Linked DNA regions of Homo sapiens: all the other regions are linked to region 3. The links are chromatin contacts, found by Hi-C in ENCODE. All regions are on one chromosome and are shown on one strand. The core of a region is the stretch at or near the end of the contact, and the rest is flanking DNA. Distances in the headings are between cores, read along the strand shown. Region 1 holds the start of FKBP14-AS1 (FKBP14 antisense RNA 1). Region 2 holds the start of ZNRF2 (zinc and ring finger 2). Region 3 overlaps MINDY4 (MINDY lysine 48 deubiquitinase 4). Region 4 overlaps MTURN (maturin, neural progenitor differentiation regulator homolog).

Evidence for each region. A loop is a pair of places that touch in the nucleus more often than their neighbours do. Pooled maps may share reads with other maps.
Region 1: a pooled map shows a loop between it and region 3 (8-fold over the local background). The contact joins the promoter of FKBP14-AS1 here to the enhancer-like site in region 3. A Hi-C loop is called at or near these places in 3 of 37 single-sample maps with no recorded cell type and 2 of 50 pooled maps.
Region 2: a map with no recorded cell type shows a loop between it and region 3 (11-fold over the local background). The contact joins the promoter of ZNRF2 here to the enhancer-like site in region 3. A Hi-C loop is called at or near these places in 4 of 37 single-sample maps with no recorded cell type and 3 of 50 pooled maps.
Region 4: a pooled map shows a loop between it and region 3 (7-fold over the local background). The contact joins two enhancer-like sites. A Hi-C loop is called at or near these places in 2 of 37 single-sample maps with no recorded cell type and 3 of 50 pooled maps.

Annotation. Positions count from the first base shown.
Region 1 is chr7:29,987,349-29,990,048 of GRCh38, reverse strand. FKBP14-AS1 (FKBP14 antisense RNA 1) reads right to left here and starts at 1,393. Exons shown (of 3, transcript NR_187577.1): 1 at 1,256-1,393. SCRN1 (secernin 1) reads left to right here and starts at 248. Exons shown (of 8, transcript NM_014766.5): 1 at 248-407. RefSeq lists silencers at 122-461, 482-531, 542-811, 902-1,021.
Region 2 is chr7:30,283,216-30,285,927 of GRCh38, reverse strand. It overlaps ZNRF2 (zinc and ring finger 2), which reads right to left and starts at 1,331. Exons shown (of 5, transcript NM_147128.4): 1 at 102-1,331. The coding sequence starts at 570. It overlaps LOC124901607 (a long non-coding RNA gene), which reads right to left. Exons shown (of 3, transcript XR_007060274.1): 3 at 1,674-1,729. All of the region lies in intron 1 of LOC105375218 (a long non-coding RNA gene), which reads left to right. RefSeq lists silencers at 86-215, 366-445, 526-915, 996-1,045, 1,056-1,485.
Region 3 is chr7:30,798,306-30,801,146 of GRCh38, reverse strand. All of the region lies in intron 5 of MINDY4 (MINDY lysine 48 deubiquitinase 4), which reads right to left. The region is part of intron 7 of INMT-MINDY4 (INMT-MINDY4 readthrough (NMD candidate)); the gene reads right to left. Among named protein-coding and RNA genes, the nearest start is that of MINDY4, 28 kb to the right of the region's middle. RefSeq lists enhancers at 232-361, 1,228-1,347. Within about 2 kb of position 1,431, at least 6 of the 41 ENCODE cell types and tissues checked have a DNase peak (open chromatin) inside an H3K27ac peak, as active enhancers do.
Region 4 is chr7:30,162,260-30,164,968 of GRCh38, reverse strand. MTURN (maturin, neural progenitor differentiation regulator homolog) reads right to left here. Exons shown (of 3, transcript NM_152793.3): 3 at 2,207-2,709. Among named protein-coding and RNA genes, the nearest start is that of MTURN, 29 kb to the right of the region's middle. RefSeq lists a silencer at 1,461-1,520. Within about 2 kb of position 1,333, at least 16 of the 41 ENCODE cell types and tissues checked have a DNase peak (open chromatin) inside an H3K27ac peak, as active enhancers do.

The sequences.
Region 1 (2,700 bases), core at 144-2,643, 810 kb after region 3:
GCCACAACCAAGAAATAAAAATCTAGCAAAGAGGGGGCCACTTTCTGCGGCGAGATACGCCCTCTCGGCCGCTCCTCCAGCTCCCAGGCCCCCTCCCTACTCGACGGTGAGCAGCGCCGCGGCCCGTGCAGCCAGACGCGCGGGGTGCGGCGGGGCCCCGGGGGCCGGGGTGGGGGAGGCGGAGGGTGGGCCCGCGGTCACGTGAGTCGGGCCAGCTGCTGCGGGGGGCGGCGGGCCCCAGCGCCGGGAGTCTGGGTAGGGGGAAGCGCCCGGCGGCCGCCTCCGCCACTGCAGCTGCAGCCCCCGAGGTCGCCGCAGTAATCCGGACCCGGCAGCACCCGCACCCTCGGCGGCCGCAGCCTCAGCACCGCAGAGCGGAGAGCGGAGCCCGGAGCCCGCCGCCCCAGGTGAGCCGCGTCTGGGAGCGCAGGGCGTTTGCAGCGCTGCTTTCCCGGCGGTTTCACCCCACCCGCCATCGCCACCTCCTGCGTTTCATCTCCTCCCGCTGTCCCTCCGAACCCGCGGGTAGCGTTACCCCAGGCCGATTCCCGGTGCTGGCCCGGGCGGGCTGGGAGCCTGGGGGCGGTCAGAGGAGAGGTGGCCTCGGCCTGAAGCCGGGGTGACTCGGCTCGGGGACTGCGGGGGTGCAGTGGAGGGATGCCGGCCCCGGGCTCCCGCACCGCAGCCGGGTTCCCCGCGCTGCTCTTCCTGGGTTTCCTTTTCCTGGCAGCCAACCTGCTGCCCACTGGGATGTGCCTGTGGGCCCCTGGCCTCGCCACCCTGGGGTCTGGGGCGAGCCGGGCACCTTCCCCGAGGTGCCGTACCTGCTGCGCGGGCGGGCGCCGCGAACATGGCTGCCCGGAGACGCCCGCCGCCTTCGGCCCGGCTCTGCCAGCGCGTCCAACTCGCCCGCGGCCGCCGCACCGTGTCCCGGAGCAGCCCTCCCCGCTAGGCCGACGCGCGCGGGCCGCCCCTGGGTTCTCCGCGGGCCGCGCGTGGGACTTGACACAACTTCCCTCGAGCCGCACCCGGGCGTTCTCCGCGGGGCGCCGGGCGGGGCTGCCGAGAGGCCGGCTTGGTCGGCCTCTGCCTCCTCGGCTCGCTCTTGAGGCGTCGAGTATTTGGCGACCTCACTCGCGAGGGCCGAGAGAAATGTGGTCTGCAAAGCAGGAGGGGCGCTTGAACTTTAGAGAATTGGCGAGAACTCGGATTTGGGAATAAAAATGTCCATGAAAACATCGAAGGAAACTGTTACCTGCTTTGACTCAAAGCTGACCTTGTAGGGTTCTGTTAAATAACGTGGCTTTTCTGGATTTTCTGTCTGATTCTAGCATGCAAGTCCTTGACTTACGCTTGCGTCCGGCAGCCGGGTGGGGTGGGTGCGTGCGTGTGTGTGTGCGCGTGTGCGCGTGTTGTGTTCCCAGCCTGGTTAGAAGATGCATCAGTTGCGGAGGAAACCTATGCTAATTCAAAATGGCAGCATGAAAAATAGGCCAGGCGGAAGCAGCACAGACCACAACCATCAGCTGCCCCCTGACTTAAGCCTCAGGGAGGGAATTAGTGTGAGTCAAGGCTCATCCGGGTATGGAGTAGAGAGTGATTCTTGGAGCTGGCTAGATTTTAGGGTGCTGCAGGGTCCTGGGAGTTGTTAAGTGGGAAGTTTGGAGAGCTGTAATTATTTTTCCTAACTTATCAAAAGATGATACAAAACCTAGTTAAAACTCTACGGTTTTGTATGATTTTCTCCAGGCTCAACTAAAGTTGACTCTGTGGCTGCTGATGTCTTTTTGATGCACAACCTGGAGGTCGTTTGATACCTACAAGCTCTTAAAAGAGATGTGTGCACATTGTAAACATCATCCAAGAGCAGTGCACATAACAAATACCAGGTTCTTAGATCAAGTTTCATTGGAAGAACTGATTTAGCGACACGAGGAAGCACCCAGGCATGAGGAAATGGGAAATTCTTGAAAGGTGACTCATTTTAGAATTTTTTTTTTTTAAACAGCCTTTCTTTCCCTTTTCACTTCCGTGCTGCCAGCCATCTTGTCTTTTGGGAAGGAGATACATGAGGAGGCAAATGCTTCAGGGATAATGGAATAGAGGAGGATGAGCTAAGGTCGGGGGGCAGAGGTGGAGGCAGTCTTAAGGAGCCTGCTGTCAACCCCCTTTTTACAGCAGGAAGGCTGAGGCCAGCGGGGCGAATGGACGCCAAGATCATATATCTGGCTGTCAACTGGCAGTGAGAACCCAAATCCAGGTCTCATAACTCCCCCGGGTTCCACATGCTACCTTTTAGAGCCTGGGGGAGAACAGCAAGTCTGTCATTATTAGGAAGGCAAACACTTCGAGCAATGGGAAGCCAAACTGTAATATGAATTACAAAGTCTATAGGTGTTTAAAGTCAATGACAACACCTTAATTTCCTAATTCAAGACTTTTAACTTCTTAAGCTGTATCTACCTCATGTTCACATTTTCCAGTGGTGAAACTGTTTCTATAGTTAAGAACCAAAAACATTATTTTAGTAAAGTCTTTGAGGCAAGAAGTACATTTTTTGATTAAAAATTGAGTTGCTTGTGTTTGTGGAGAACCATTAGGCCAGTTTATTTTGAAAAGGAACCAAAGTAGGCCATGCATTTCATTTTTTTCGACTGTTTCTAATTTTAAGTAAAAGTAAATAACAAGCCTATTGTAAAC
Region 2 (2,712 bases), core at 82-2,581, 520 kb after region 3:
CGGCAGAAGGAGAAAAGGAGAAGGGTAAAAATAGCCGGCGGCCACGGCCCACGTGCAGCCGCGGGAGGACCGAGCGCGGGTGCGCGGAGAGGGGTCCGTACCTCCAAACATGTGCGGCGAGAGGTGAGCTGGTAAGGAGCCGATCACCAGGCGCGGCCCGCCGGGGCTCCCGCCCACCGGCCGGTCCCGGCCGCCGCCGCCGTCCTCAGGGCTGCTGTGCACCGAGTCCTGCGAGCCGTACGGGCCGCTGCTGCTGTTCGGGATGCTGAAGGGGGACTGCGCCGCGCGGGCCCCCGACGCCACGCTCCCCACGGCCCCGCCGAGGGAGCGGCTGCGCGGGGCCGCCGGGGCTGCCGGGGCCGCCGCGGCCGCCGCGGCGCCGCCGGAGGCGCTGGGCTGGTGCGCGCTGGGCACCTGAGCCGGGAACCTCCCCGCGGCGGCGGCCCGAGCGCCCCCGCCGCCGCCCGCGGTCCCATTGGCGCCTCCGCTGCTACTGGAAGGTAGATCCGAGCCCGAGTACGCGCGCGTGCGGCCGTTAGCGGCGGCCGGGCCGCTCTGTTTGGCGCCCATGTCCGCCCTGCCCCGGGCCGGGCCCGCGCGCTGCGCCCCGAGAGCCGGGAGGGCGGGAGCGAGCGCGGGAGCTAGAGGGCAGGGCCCAGGCGCCGCGGCCGGCCCAGAGAGGCCCCCGCACGTCCAGGGCCGCCGCCCGGCGTCCAGAGGGGCAGTCGGCGCCCGGCGCGCTCTTCTTGGGGCGGCGGGCGAGGCCGACGGCCTGACGCGGGCGCGGGAGACGAGGAGACGCGGAGAGGAAGGGGTCCCGGCTGCAGGCACCCCTCGCTGGCTCCAGCAGGAAGGGGCGGCTCAAGTGGCCGTGCGGCTGCCGCTGGTTTCGGTTCTGGTGCGCCACGACGGGCCGCTACCGCTCTCTGCTGCCGCGCTCGGCGCCCCCGATCTCGGCACCGCCTCCTCTCGGGCGGCCGCTGCTACCGCCGCCATCCTCCGGCTCCCACGGCGGCTGGCGGCTGAGTGGGAGGCGCCCGCCCAGACTCCGCCGGGGCCACCTTCCCTCCTCCCCCAGCCACCCAGCTGTTATTAACGGAGAAAGAGGAAAAACGGGTGGCGCGCGAGGGGAGAACGAAAAATGGGAGGGAGAGGTGGCGCGCGCTTCCCGGCAACCGTCGCCTCGCTCCCCCTGCGAAGGAGGGGCCGGGCTGGCGGGAGGATCTGGGCCGCGAAGGCGGGGGGTGCGCAGATGGGGAGGAGGTTCCCCGGCCCCGCGCCGGAAGGCCGCGGAGCGGCGCGGCTGCAGGGTGCGCCCGGCCCGTGTGTTTGGGTCGCGCGCGTTGACCCCGCCCCCGCCCCCTCGTGCCGCCAGGCCGATTGGCTCCCGCCGGCCTTGCTCCGCCTCCCCCTTCCGCGACCTGCCTGCCCCTGCTCCGCCTCGCCAAGGTACTGCGGTGTGGTAGGTGCTGCCACTCGTGGACTCGGTGATGGACAGGTCTCTGGCCACGCCCTCCCAGCCAGGGCGCGCCCTTGTCTTCCTCGCGGGGCCTACGCCGATAGGAGGAACGGACACCGGGCGCCAACCAGAAGGCGGCCCCTCCTCCCGCACGTGGCCCGCCGACGCTGTAGGAGCCTGTGTCAGCTGCAGCTTTTCCTGGCAGGGGGCGTGAATGGCTGTGTCCTCTGCCCAGAGCCGTTTGGTTTCGGTGGGTGTTGGTGTTACACACTGATTAAAAAAAAAAACAGAAGCTCAAAAGCCAGCTTGATCTCAGACTTACTCATGAAACACCAACCTGGGAGGAAGCGCAGAGTTGGAAGAACTCGGGATAATCCAGGTTGACCCTCTGTGGTAGGGCAAATACTGTGGTGCCAGGAACGCTGCACCTGACTCACAAAACCTAGAATCTAGGCCCAACACCAAACTAAATTATCTGTAGTGAGCAAATTATTTTACTTTTTTGGACTTTAGGTTTATTTTTGTTTTTGTTTTTGAGACGGAGTCTCGCTCAGTCACCCAGGCTGGAGTGCAATGGTGTGATCTCGGCTCACTGCAACCTCCGCCTCCCGAGTTCGAGCGATTCTCCTGCCTCATCCTCCAGAGTAGCTGGGATTACAGGCACGTGCCACCACGCCTGGCTAATTTTTGTATTTTTAGTAGAGACGGTCTTTCACCATGTTGGCCAGGCTAGTCTTGAACTCCTGTCCTCAAGTGATCCACCTGCCTCGGCCTTCCAAAGTGCTGGGATTACAGGCGTGACGTACCGCACCAGGCCGACTTTAGGTTTCTTACCTGAACTGTTTGTGTTAAATCCTAGGGCACCTGCCTCTTTAAAATCCTATAACTTCTCTAAAATGTAATAAAATTCTCCTCAGTGCCTTCCTCAGTGTTGGTGTGGTCTCTTCACGGCAGAGCAGGGTCTGGATACCCAGGGAACAGCCTGCTCTGAGACTCCCATTATGAAAATGTCTAGTCTCTACTTGAAAATAATAATAGCAAGTGGTGTTTTATAAAACTACAGAAATACTTTGTCATCTTTTCACTATTTGCAATAAGTCATTTATGTAATGATTTTCATCACTCTTAGGGTATGGGAATCAAGTTTTTAAACAAATGGAGAATATATGTATACATATAAAGACGTGTATCTGTGTACACAAACACACATATATACATGGAAAAACAAAGGTACCCAGTGCTTTATATGCAGT
Region 3 (2,841 bases), core at 182-2,681:
TCCCGGCTGGCACAATTCATTCCCCCTCAGGACACAGAGAGGCATCTGTGCGCCCGTGGCTTTCACTCCAGATCTGGGGGCCTCCAGAGGCTCTAGAGGACCTGGGAGAGTTTGGGATGCACTTGTCTCTCTCCCCCTGGACTGCTTAAGAAAGGTCTGGTAGGGCCTGGTGAATGTCCCCTGAATTAAATTATGCAACAAGGGCAACGAGACTAAATCGCTGGGGTTGGGAGGATTGATGAAGATCTGCTGCCATCTACTGTCCATTCTTCTGCAAAACCTGAAAAACTGCCAGGCATCCCCAGTGTCAGAGGAGTGTTTCAATGCAAAGGCAGAAACACTGAGGCTTTGGGCCCTTGGCTGTATCAAGGCTGCAGAGACCCACAGCAGAACAAGGCAGGTTAATCTTCCCCTGGATCTGTGAATTAAAAGTACAGCCATTCCTTCTCCAATGTTACTGGTTTACCAGGAAGTCTTTTGCATTAAACACTGCCTCTCCAAGCCCAGGGCCCTCCTGCCCCCTCAATAGCGTCCCTTAACTGCTCCCTGAACTTCCACTCCTTTGTGAGGGCCACAATTTAGCACCCAATTACACAGGGCATCCCAGTGCACCCTGGGCTTCTGGAGGCAGGGAACCATATCATGCACTGGCATCCCCAGTGCCTACCTGGGCTATGACACCTCTGAACTCACTAAGACAAAAGGACGTGACCCAGCCACAAAGCCAGTAATGGGTAATATGATGCTCTTGCAGAGGGCTGCACATGTCATGATGGGAAAGGCTGTCTGAGCCTGGAAACAGTTTCGTTTCAGTCTCACCTTCTGGAGTCTGTATCCTAACCTGTAAAAGATCCCTGCTTGGCCCATCTCACCAGGGCATCCAATGCATCTAAGGTGATATCCAGGGACAGGCTTTGCAGTTTATCTTTACTGTAATACCTAGGGGTTGGGTGAATGCAGAAGGAGCCATGAGAACTGACATGGAGGCCACAGGTGTCCCACCCAGCTGCCTCAGACAGGTAAATACTTCCCAGCTGCTGTCAATGTCAGCTGCTAAGGGCTCACAGCTGCATCCTTTTCTGGAGAATCGTCCTTTGCCAAACTCATCTAGGAGGTTGCACACTGCCCGCCCCACTCCAGGATGGGCAGCCCACAGCCAATGACTAAGAGGGGCACAAAAAGCTCACTCCCTTGCCTTAAACATGGGACTAACTCTGAGTCAATTCATGCTCCACATCTCCCCAGGGGATCAGCCTGAGCCCTTAGCCCTCACACCTTTGCTGAGCTCCTTCCCCTGCCCAGTTCCACTTTCCTCACCCCACTTCCTCCTGAGAGCATGCCCCCAACAAATTACATGTACCGGAATCTGACTCAGGCTTGGCCCCTAGGGCATTGCTTCCCAAAGCTTGACACGCATGACATCACCTAAAAAGCTTGTTAAAACCCAGATTCCTGGGCTCCACCCCCAAACTTCTGACTCAGTGGGTCAGACAAGCTGTTTCTAAAAAGTTCCCAGATGATGCAGATGCTGCCAGTCCAGAGATCACAGTTTAAGAACCATTGTTCTTAGGAACCTAACCTGAGAAACCATTCAACAAGTAATAGGCAAAGGGGTTAGGGATGGTGGAATTTAACCTTGCCCTAGTCAGCCTGCCTTCAGCTCAAAATGCTGCAGCCAGGAACAGCCTGGAACAGGCCTCCAGTGACAGATGCTCATACTCAGGGCTGGGAGTGATTCCAGGTTGCTGTGTCCTAAATCCATTTACTATATACCCACAGGTGCTCAGAGGAGCCTATAGTCTAGGAAGGACTCCAAAGTCACAGGACCCTGGTTTACAGGCTCATTATTTACATAAGATGAGCCTTAGAGAGGTCAACTGAATCAAAGTAATTCAGAGATTACAAAAGAAGTCAGAAGTCTGGTCTAGGCATGTGTAGAGGGTAGAATTGGGGAGCCATTACAGAGCAGCCCATCCTACCCCTTCATTTACAGACAGGAGCACAGAGGCCCAGAGAGGCCTGGAGGTCTGCTCAGCAGACTGCAACCTGCAAGCACAAGACAAAGAAGTGCATGACATAAAGGCAAGATGGGGACTTGCTTTTACTGTCCTTAGACAGTAGCTGTGAGCAACCCTACTAACTTGGGCTCTAGTAATAGTCCTGGTGTGGAAGCCTCTTAAACAGCTTCAATAAAACCCCAGTGCCAGAGGAGAAATGTCACAGCACAAAAGTAACAGGACAGCTCACTGCTCACATGTGTGGACTGCAAGCACATGGACCCTGAACTAAGGCCACAGGAAGGCCAGTTCACAAAGAAACACCACTGGCCTGATAGAAAGTAAGATGCAGGGCTGGGCGCAGTGGCTCACGCCTGTAATCCCAGCACTTTGAGAGGCCGAGGCGGGCGGATCACAAGGTCAAGAGATTGAGACCATCCTGGCTGACATGGTGAAACCCCGTCTCTACTAAAAATGCAAAAAAAATTAGCCAGGCGTGGTGGCGGGCGACTGCAGTCCCAGCTACTCGGGAGGCTGAGGCAGGAGAATGGCGTGAACCCGGGAGGCGGAGCTTGCAGTGAGCCAAGATCACGCCACTGCACTCCAGCCTGGGCGACACAGCGAGACTCTGTCTCAAAAAAAAAAGAAGAAAGTAACATGCAGACCAGAGGTATAAATTATGGCCCAATGACCATGACCTAAACCTGCTTCTCCCACAGTCTTCATTTCAGGGAACGGCAACCCCCCTCTTACAGTTGTTCAGCAAAATCTTTGCAGTTATCCTTGCCTCCTTTCTTTCTCTAACACAGCACATCCAATCCATACACGAATCCCAATGAGATAT
Region 4 (2,709 bases), core at 84-2,583, 640 kb after region 3:
ATTTCCCCAGCCCTTCTCAGCATGAGCTAAATGGCACACTTCATCGACCGGTCAATAAGTCATGTTTATCGAACTGACAGTGTGTGACGCAGGGGTGTGGGAGCTGCAAAGATGGGTGAGCAGGGAAAAAAACAACCCAGTCAAATGTTAGGGTTTATGTATAAAGAAGGCGGCTCTTCACTTCTCTTTCCCCAGCCTGGACATTCACCAACCCTCCTTTCCAAAAGCTCCACAAGGAGATGGGCATCATGATCACCCTGAACTCAAAAGCCCTTTCTTTATGTGGTGCTGACCTCTAGAGGCTTCTAATTAAAAAGCATCCGAAAGGGCCAACTTAATTTTACTGCTGGTTTTTACACTGTACATTGTTGCCCTATTTCCCAACAAAATAAGGATAAAATATGTTACTTTAAATGATCCCTAAAAAAATGCCTACCTTGTTCCTTGACTGCCTAATTAAAACTTGCCCAGATCATTACAAATGCCATTGTTTACTCCAAAAAGGAAAAAAGGAGGGTTAGAGATAGGGAAAGTACTTCAGTTTTTTGTTTTTTTTTTTTTTGCCTATTGTGGTCCTAAGAGGAAAGCACAGTGCCAGCTTTTTCAGGATGCATTTCTTGAGTTTCCAAAGGGCCAAGTCTGCTAAACAGAGACAGGAATGTTCATTCACTCTGATTTGGCAGGGCACAGGGCAAAACCACCCTGACACTCAGGTACACGGACAGCAAGTCCACTTTGTCCAGCCCCGGCGTGGCGTCCAAATGCTGGGTGGTGGGTCTGGTTCTGTTTATTTTGTTGTCCTTCAACCCAAACCTGTACACAAAGAACTCTATGACAATGGAGGATCCCACTCGGCCCAACTTCACTATGGAAACGAGGCTCATTTCTAAAGGGAGTGAGACTGTTGATTACATCCCTAAGCTGAACACCCCAATTTTACTTTGTTGTAGTTCTGACTCCTTATTACTTTCACGAAGGGAAGGAAGGTGTGGAAAGGCAGGAGAAAACACGCAGGGACATAAGCATTTGGGCTAACACACAGCCACGATATCAACTGGCGTCTTCAATTCTAAAAGGGATCCTAGGGGAAAGAGCTTCAGAATCCCAGGACAGTTTTGCCAATCCTGGCCGCCCCACCCTGGTTCTGTGAGTGTTTCCATTACAACTGTGCTTCATGTCCTCTCTACCGACTCCTGACTCCCCTAGACAAGTCAGGGCTAGTGCCCAAAGGGAACTCGGGGACAAGTCTCCCACTCTTTATTTTTACAGATGAGGAAACAAAGCCGGAAGTCGGTGGGGTGGGGAGGGGACATGCCTAGGGCCACAGTCAGCCCAGGAGGAGTCTGGGCTAGAACCTCTTGCCCTCAGCCACTGATTTCAGAATGATTACACGGGGGAAATGTGGGTATTTTTAACACCAGTGCCCGCACTTAAAGGGGCCAACCTGCATTTTATAAACTCTATCTGTGAGACGGATACAATAACTGTAACAAAGGAAGTCCATAAGTAAGACTTCGCCTGCCCCCGCTGCTGCACCACGAGCAGGGTTGGGACTGCTGACACAGAGCTCACCACTTGAGTACAATCTCTAACAGCCACATCGAAAACAAAGGACCACACACTATCTAACATACACACAAGCCTTTATGCTGTGCCTGTAAAGCAAAACTCAAATCTAATCGAATCTAATGGGTCTCTCTATGGAGACCCATTCATTTGGAGAAAGAAACTGGCTCTTAATCAAATAACAGAACTTACCATCAACTTCCAGATGAGTTATTTAAATGCCATGTTTGGTGAATAAATAACCGGGAGGAAGGTGGTGGAGACATGGTGTCATGTCATAGAATGACCACAGAATACAGATTTCTAATTAATGCCAAAAAGAATTCCTAAGTAGGCTAGAAAAAATAGGGTTCTCAAACACAAAACTAAAGTATTGGTTCAAAGAAGTAGAAAATTACTAACTACCAGTTATAGCATCACAATAGACATATGAATGCATCACACAGAAATGATTAATCTTTGAACAATGGCAGTGTTTCATGTTACCAGCTCCTCCCTCTCTTCCCCCAGCCTCCTCACAAACAGCAACCACACAGCGAGCTGCCGGTCCTTTACTCTTTGCTCTTCATTTATAAGCCACATTAGGTGTCCTTTGGGACCAAACATTGTGGAGGCAGAAAAAAAGAGGCAAACACCACCAGAGTTTGAAAGGCTCTTTAATAGCAAGCGAATGGTAATTACATGGTCGGATGAGGTCCTCACTCTCAGGGGAGGGAGGAGGGAGCAGAGGTGGACAGGGTGCAGTATAGGATTTACACTGTTTGAAGCATCTAACGAAGGGCAACAGTTTTTGGCAACCCAATTCACAGTTTTGTAATTTACAAGAGATTTCTTTGAAAGGAAATAGGAAGGCAAAGAAAGCACACATACCCTACCGGCAACACTTCTTGCCTAAAAAAAAAAAAAAACAACAACCAAAAAACAAAAACCCAACAACTATTCCTTGCTTTTGCTTCTTGTGTAGATGACTAAATTTTGCTCTCATGCTCAAATTAAGACTGGATCACGGATAGTGAAGATCTGCCCTAGCATTGAAGATTTACTTCCTCCTCTTCAGAGCTGACATTTGTACTGCGCACTACTCTTATCTTTATCTGCCTAGGTGTCAGAAGGGGCTTAGTAAAAAATGAAACTTGAGAAACA